Regions from separate parts of the Mus musculus genome. Here regions 2 and 3 are each linked to region 1. Evidence: chromatin loops called from intact Hi-C (ENCODE). Cell type or tissue: left cerebral cortex. All regions are shown on one strand. Region 1 overlaps Gm33702 (a long non-coding RNA gene). Region 2 has its middle 9.0 kb from the start of Gm26422. Region 3 has its middle 3.9 kb from the start of Gm26422.

Region 1 (2,500 bases):
CTCTTAAAACTGAAATCAATAGGCAGAAATCCATGCAAATAAATTGAGACAGACATTCATTCCTCCTTTAAAAAAAGAATTCTCTACAGGGACATTTTTATTTTAATTGGTGCTCTGGGATACTTTTTCTAAATCTTTCATTTTTCCAAAGCTTAGTATTTTAACAATATAAACACATCCACTTTAAAAGTAATGTTAACCCACACAGGAGCTACATTGAGATGGTACGAATAGGCTCTAAGAACACATTTAATAGTAACTTTAAATTGGATAATAACATACAGTCAAGTATACCAGATAGTAAATGAGTATATTAATAAATGGAGTAGTTCTAAACACCAAAAAAGAAAGAAAGAAAAAACACAACGCTGTATCCACACTCCATTTTGGACATGGATAATCACAACAGTCTGTAGCCGTCTGCGGCTAATAGGATGTTTCTCCCAGCTTTGTCACCATGGCAAATACTTTATAATACACAAACATTTGTAGTGCTAAAAATCCACCCACTCTTGTTGAAAGATGGCCAGGTTTTGTAAAATTACATTTCAGTTAGTGCTTCCCTGCTGATTTTGAAGATACAACGTTCTGTTTGCTATTCATGTACTTAACAAAGGACCAAAACGAAAAAAAAATATATATTTAGCTTGTAAACATATCGTGACTTTCATGGTCCAGTACTTTGTAAGGAAGTAGCTGTCAGTAGGTTTTTGGAATGGCTAGATTTGTGGGAGACGGTCACTCTGCAGTAGCCACATAGGAAAGGTTAATGTACGGGTTTGTAATCCTCCCTTCAAATTCCATCATCGTTCCAAACAAACATTCACTCAAAGTGAAATCACACATTTGAGGGACAAACGTGCCCCGTAGTCCCCTTGAAAATCAAATGGCTGCCTTGAAGTGCAGATGGAGAATTCTGGGTATCTGTCCTTCCGATGAGGGACCTCGAGGTTAGTGTTCAGGAAGCGGTAACTCACCCCCACTTCCTGTTCCGCCTCTGGAAGGGAGCATCACAGAACAAGCAAGAACTGTTCCCTCTGTGTTCCTTTTATGCTCTCCGCCTCCTTAGCGAAGACAGCAGAGTAACACATCCTCCAACTCATTTCTTTACTTTACAGGATCGGGGGAGAAAATCCTGGTAACTAACACTTCCTGGCAGAGCCAAGAGGCAATGCCAAAAAAATGCAGAATACGTGTGACTGGGGGAAAAAATGTCAAAAACAGTGTTTCCCGCAAGTGGGTGGAAGAGGACGAGTCACAGTCTCAGAAGCATAACATAGGTGTACGGTGCCAGGAAAGGCCAGTCTAAATATTTACACGCAATAGCAATATATGAGGAAACGCGTAACAGAATGCTTGGGGGAGAAAGAGAGAATGCAAATGTTACTGGAAGCTCTAGGCACAACACCGGGTTTGTTGAAGACCTGTCTGAGTTTTACAAGCCGGTTTACTCTGTCTGCTACCCCAGTATCATTCTGCTACCTCATATGGTCTGTCTCAGAGTCTCCAGCATCAAGCAGGAAGGCAAGAGCCAAGGGCAGAGATTCATCGCAATCATGGAGGCCTCTTCCAGGAACGGAGGCTTCCTAACAGTTGTTCATTTTCATGATTATTAACTGCCAGCAAATTCTCTGCGTTTGTTTCTACAAACCCGCCTTAGTGGAACTAAAGGGTGCCCTGTGGGGTGGCAGTTCCAAATAGAAGAGCTTGCTTGAGCTCCATGTTAGAAAGCAGTCATATGCCAGTTCCAAAAATATCTTTCCATCAGGGCTACTGCTTAGGGTACCAGGAACTTAAAGGCATTAATTAACATAGAGCTTAAGTCATTGGGTATGTAAGACATTGACCAATGAAGTCGTCCCTCTTGTATATGCCTCAAGTGAACCACCAAGCCTAAATGACTTTGACTGGCAGCAGAAAACAGAAATTTTAAAGAAGTAACTTATCTTATTTGACCTTATGCTTATCGGTCAAGTTTTTAGATTAATGCCTACTAGTTTTAATAAAGTCATCTTAGGAGAGAAAATGTGGGAGTTCTATCCCCCTTCCCTCCCAATAGTGGTTAGGTCTGTCAACTTGACACAGACTTAGCATCACCTGGGAGAAAGCTTCAATGAGGGATCACCTACATCTCATTGACCTATGCTCAAGTCTGTGAGGGATTGTCTTGATTGTCTCAAGTGGTAGGCCGGGCCACCTTGAGTATGGGTGGCTCCAAGTCATGGGCCAGCCCTTACTGTGTAAGAATGGAGAAGAGCTGAGCAGCAGCTAGCCAAGGTCCACCCATTTGCTCTCTTTCTGCTTCTGACTGTGGACGTGCTGCAGTAAGTCTCTGCCATGTCTTCCCCACAATAATGGACAATGTATTCTAGAATTATAGTCCAAACAAATTTCCCATTCCTCTGTGTTGTGTTTTGTCAGGATGTTTGTCTCAGCTGCAGAAATTAATTGAGAGCATGCCCCCCCCCCCCTTTCAAGAAATTACCCTAAATAGGAAGTA
Region 2 (2,500 bases), 74 kb after region 1:
ACACAAACCCCTCTGGGCCATGCATAGGGTAAGCCTGCCTCCAGCATCAACAAATACATACGAAAGAAATTTCAGGATCCATAACACCTGTGCCTGTTTTCATGGTCTATCCCTTACCAGTGTGTTTGGTTATGTTAGCCCACTCTTCAAAATCTGATCTGATTTAGGTCTTTGATGCCATTCCCAAAAGACTCATGTAATAAGGCATAGTCTCTAGGTCAAGAAATGGTCCTTAGGTCAAGGCATAGTGCCTAGCTCAAGGCATGGTGCCTAGCCCAAGGCATGGCCCCTAGTACAAGGCGTGGTCCTTACCTAGCTCTTGACATGTTGTCCAACTCTTGGCACAACTCTCAAGCAGATGGACCTTTGTGGGATAAAAACCTAGTTTAAGAAAGCTGGATGCTGTTTTCATGGCCCTGAAGCAGGTATTTGGTCAGTCTCTTTCCTTCCTCTCTCTGCTCATGGTAGTGACCATGAGTCAAGCAGCGTCTGTCAGGTAATCCTGCTGTCATTTGCAGTCTTGGACGCCTCCCTCCCCCCAGCCTGAGACCCACCCAAAAGAGCAGGAGAAACCTCAGGAAATGCAGGAAATGAGCCAAAGTGACACTTCCTCGAAATTACTTCAGGTTGTCACAGTAACAGAAGCTATCCAAAACAAGAGGTACTGGTGAACGGTGAGTTGGAGAGGGGATGGATTAAATAAATGATTCCTTTCACGGGGATCAAGTTTTAAGTTCCACAGTGCTGCATAAATGTAAGACAGTTAATATCTCCCTATTGTGCCCACTCTCGTGACCTTCTGTTTTTGTATACCTTAAATTCAGGATGGTAGCACATTCCTGATATATACATAGTGCCTAGAAGCTCATGCATTTACACTCTGCTAACTTCTTTCCTCAGTGACTTGGCTTTCTATGTGGTAGTGATGAGCTGTATCTGTATACACATAGGTGTATACTCGGCCTTTGTACATGCTGGCTTGCATGTGGCAAAACAAAACAAAAACAAAAGAAAACAAAAAAAAACCCTGATGTTTTGTGTTAGATACAGGTCTCATCAAAAAGGAGGTTTCAGATTCGCTTTCTGTTAGCCTGGCTATTTCCCTGCTTTGAGTAAACCCAGTTGAATAAGCTGTGATAGTAAGATGTGGAGGTTCACAGAAACATTGTTTTTCTGCTTTGATCACACCTGCATCTCACTGTGAAAGCAACAACAATGGCAACATCCGGCAGATAATGCTCTGCTGTCTCTCTGAGGAGAGCAGCCAAATGTGGGAGGTTTGTCATGTAGTACCTCATTGCTTAGACAAGTCGACTATTTTCACACAAAATAACAAGGCACAATGTTGCCTTTGTGCTAAATTCTAGCCTGCTCTGGGTCTAACCCTCTGGGAATGTTCACCATATTCTCAAGGCTGCTGAGAAGCCCATACAAAGAGATGGATCTTGTATTCTCTCACAAATGGCTTGCTATACACACCTTTCCTGAAAAGCCAAAGGGAAATTTCAATCCCTGAGTCCTGGCTGAGGAAATGCTCCCTCTAGCATGAGACTCTGTTAAATGTGAATAAAATGTAGGTCGCGAATCATTTCACTGAGGATTCTGGAACCACAAATTCAAGAACCTGACCAAATATTTAGGTGACTACTCCGTGTGTGTGTGTGTGTGTGTGTGTGTGTGTGTGTGGTGTGTGTTTATGTGTATGTGTGTGTTATTGCTGACCTTCAGAGGCTTAATTTGTATATTCATATAAATCTGTTTTTCTTCTATATGCTGGTAGAGGATTTCTGCAAAGGAATTTAGTTATCTTGAGAATATAGTTATATAAAGAGTTTAATTAAATTGAATTTTAATGCTCTTGGTTATTTTTTTGTTTGTTTGTTTTTTGTTTTTTGTTTTTGGTTTTTTTTTTTTTTTTTTTTTTTTTTTTTTTTTTTTTTTTTTTTTTGCTGATGAGTAGAGATGGTTAGCTTTTCCTTTTAAAATTCATTAGTAGTTTTGGGAGATACAAACAAGGTTTAGAAACGTATTAGAGATGGTGGGTGTGTAAGGAGTTTCTCTGTACAAAGTATAATGAAACTGTTAGAAAACAGCACTGCCCATGCTGGAGTGTGAAACTGAAGCATCTTAAAAGGAGAGATGGAAACCAGAGAAAAAGGTCCTTTGCTGGGAAAGGACGTTGGAGTTTTCCATCAGTAAGGTCCAGTGCTAATTAGAAGCAATATCTCATACTAATTGAAGTCGTTTGCTTGAATACCTTGTGCTATGAACCTTCATTAAAACCTGATTCACATGTAGTCTAGTTCACCAGGAGAATGGGAGAATCTATGTCTTACTATCAAAAGGACTGGTGGGGAAAAGGGAAGGTCATATGTTTAAATATGATACTAGGGAGTGGAGCTTGAGATAACCAGGGTACGGCAGGCATTCAGATGATCAGTGGCTGCTGTGTTCTGTTTCTCTTAGTAGGTTCTCTATCATGTTCTGTGGCCATGGGGCC
Region 3 (2,500 bases), 61 kb after region 1:
GTGTGTGGGAGCAGCAAGACAGGAAGAAAAGCCGAATCCGAATCAACCAAACAACTTCATTTGAAAATGCCACCATGGCATTTTGTATGCTAATTAAAACTTTGACAAAAGAATATAAAAAGTAATTGGTTTTATTACAAACCAAAACCTCGGAACAGCATGGAGATCAGATCATGAGTCAGTGGAAGAAACAAAGGAGAAACTTGCAAATCCTGATTTGCTTCATAGTTCATCCTGGGCTTGGCACACACACACACACACACACACACACACACACACACACACACACACACACACCCCACATCCCACATCCACTGAATGCAGCAGTCTGGTTATATTTATTCACTCGCTTCCCTAAGTGACAAGAGACTCACGGTGGCATTTGTCAGTGTGTACATAAATTGCACTTTTCAGCTGATGATCCTTCTTCACCCTACGGATGAAGTTGTATGTATCACATTCTCCGGGAGCAATTCAGCCATGACTCACAGCATTCTTGTCCCATCTTCCAGATGGTATCAGCAATGCCAGTTACACGAGGATGTCCATACATCTGAACATCACCAAATGCCATCCGTGTAAGGAGTCCTAATTGCCTCCTGAAGCAAGGGATCAGATCTACTTTTCAAATACATTTTGACCATTTCATTTGTAATTTCTAGATGACCTTTCTGCTAACTTGTAATTTGACTGCTTATCAGATTAGATCTATAAACAGGAAATGATATCAATGAAAAATGGCACTTGTTTGTTTGGTCAAAGCTGACCAACATGCCTACCTAGTAAGTGCCTAGGAGAAACACATACTTCTGGTAGAAGAGAAAGACTCCCATGAAATAGTTAATTTCACAGAGAAGCCAAGTCCTTTGGTAAATTCAGGCATTTCAGTGTTACAAGTAAAGGCACAAAGTGGCAAGTTGCCAAGGAGAAATGGAACAGCTTCCCAGAGATGCTTGTTGCAGGCATCGTGATTTGTGGCAAACTCATTTGCAGCAGGAAGTCACTGGGAGGGGGACGAAGGGGAGTAGGACCTGCAGTTGTGTCTAACACTGATCCAGACAAAACAGCAATCAAAACCCAGGAGCTGACATCCAATCATTAAAGGATTCGAGCCATTGGTACAGTGTTATCCAGACAAAGCTGAAAACATCCCAAAGAAGGCAGAATCTCAATTTCGGAAATCGGAAACCAGCAACCAGCACCTAAATAGCGATATCTGAGCTCAGTCAGACACAGTAAAGCATTAAAACAGCATGAGTTCAACAGTAAATCTTGATGATACAACTGCATGTACGGCGTAGTGAATTTGTAGTGTTCATTTGCTTTGCTGCCTTTTAAACAGTATACAAGTATATTGTGCTTGCACATACAATGATGCCATTATATTACGGCAGTGGTTGGGGAAATGGCTACAGCTTGATTAATTGTAGAACAGAATTGCTTGACAGCAGAGCTGTCAGATATCAAAACACTTGCCAGGTTCTTTAATTGGACAAGTTGAGGAATGTATAGTGTAGCTGCTGTAACCAAAACCAATCTACAATTTCAGTAAAATTAACCCTTTAACACTATCTTCTTCCTGGTCTCTAATGTAGATAGATAGGTAGGTAGGTAGGTAAGTAGGTAGGTAGGTAGGTAGGTAGGTAGGTAGGTAGATAGATAGATAGATAGATAGATAGATAGATAGATAGATAGATAGATAGATAGATATAGGGAAACAGCTACACTGTAGAGTCTACAGAAATGCTGCCACACACAAGGTCATTCAAGACCAACCACTAATAAGCAAACAAAGGGGCAGAATTTGGGAGGATCTTCCAAATTTCCAAAGAGTTTTCATATACAGTATTTTGCTTAGTCCTCCACTCTACCACCTACAGAGCCTACTCTGCATCCGATTCTACTCATGTACTTGAGAGAACAACATGAATGGCATTCCTGTAGCCAACAGACTCAATCAGTGAAGAAATGGAGCAGAGTATTGGTGATGGTCTCTAAGCTTTTTCCCTAGATGCCACAAATCTATCTTTGAACTCAGGAAAAAAAAACCCTAATGTTTTTATCTTTCTACTAGGCTACCTCTGAAACAAATAGGTCAAATTAGTCAAGAGAGAAATACATTTTCATTGAAAGCTGTTTTCCAAGGCACTCTAAATTTCATACCAGAAAAACAGTTTAGCAGATAAGTCAGTTCTAAAAGCACCTGTCTATTAAACAAGACTTCTAGACCACTGATTTTATTTTCTTTAGAGAAATGCTAAAGAAACTTGCATTAAATCAGCAAGTTTTTCATGGTCAACTTTTAAAGAGCTCAGAAAACATTATCTCTTGCCTTCCAAAGAGAGCACAGGGCAGACTGAAAACTGAGGACATTTTGGGGCCATTCAGAGAACAGGAGTTTATAGCAAAAGCCACAATGTCATTTGGAAAGGCCAGTCTTTCTCCACTATGTTTTCTATAAAGTAAATTGAGAGATATTGAGGTAAACATGTTTTGAAGA

The links. A loop is a pair of places that touch in the nucleus more often than their neighbours do. Peaks named below come from ENCODE experiments on the same cell type or tissue, not always from the same donor. Only the 100,000 strongest peaks of a DNase experiment are listed, where the experiment ranks them.
Region 2: it touches region 1 in a loop (8-fold over the local background); 2 of 42 quality-filtered maps call a loop at or near these places.
Region 3: a loop joins it to region 1, with 2.1 times the contacts of the local background. A loop is called at or near these places in 2 of 42 quality-filtered maps.

The regions. Positions count from the first base shown.
Region 1 is chr2:61,343,549-61,346,048 of GRCm38, reverse strand. The region is part of intron 3 of Gm33702 (a long non-coding RNA gene); the gene reads left to right. Among named protein-coding and RNA genes, the nearest start is that of Gm33702, 14 kb to the left of the region's middle. In left cerebral cortex, no CTCF peak of the experiment used is centred here; DNase peaks (open chromatin) are centred at 511 and 1,162; H3K4me3 peaks cover 576 bases.
Region 2 is chr2:61,269,999-61,272,498 of GRCm38, reverse strand. No RefSeq gene overlaps it. Among named protein-coding and RNA genes, the nearest start is that of Gm26422, 9.0 kb to the left of the region's middle. In left cerebral cortex, no CTCF peak of the experiment used is centred here; DNase peaks (open chromatin) are centred at 445, 793, 1,320 and 1,465.
Region 3 is chr2:61,282,889-61,285,388 of GRCm38, reverse strand. No RefSeq gene overlaps it. Among named protein-coding and RNA genes, the nearest start is that of Gm26422, 3.9 kb to the right of the region's middle. In left cerebral cortex, no CTCF peak of the experiment used is centred here; DNase peaks (open chromatin) are centred at 119, 355 and 956.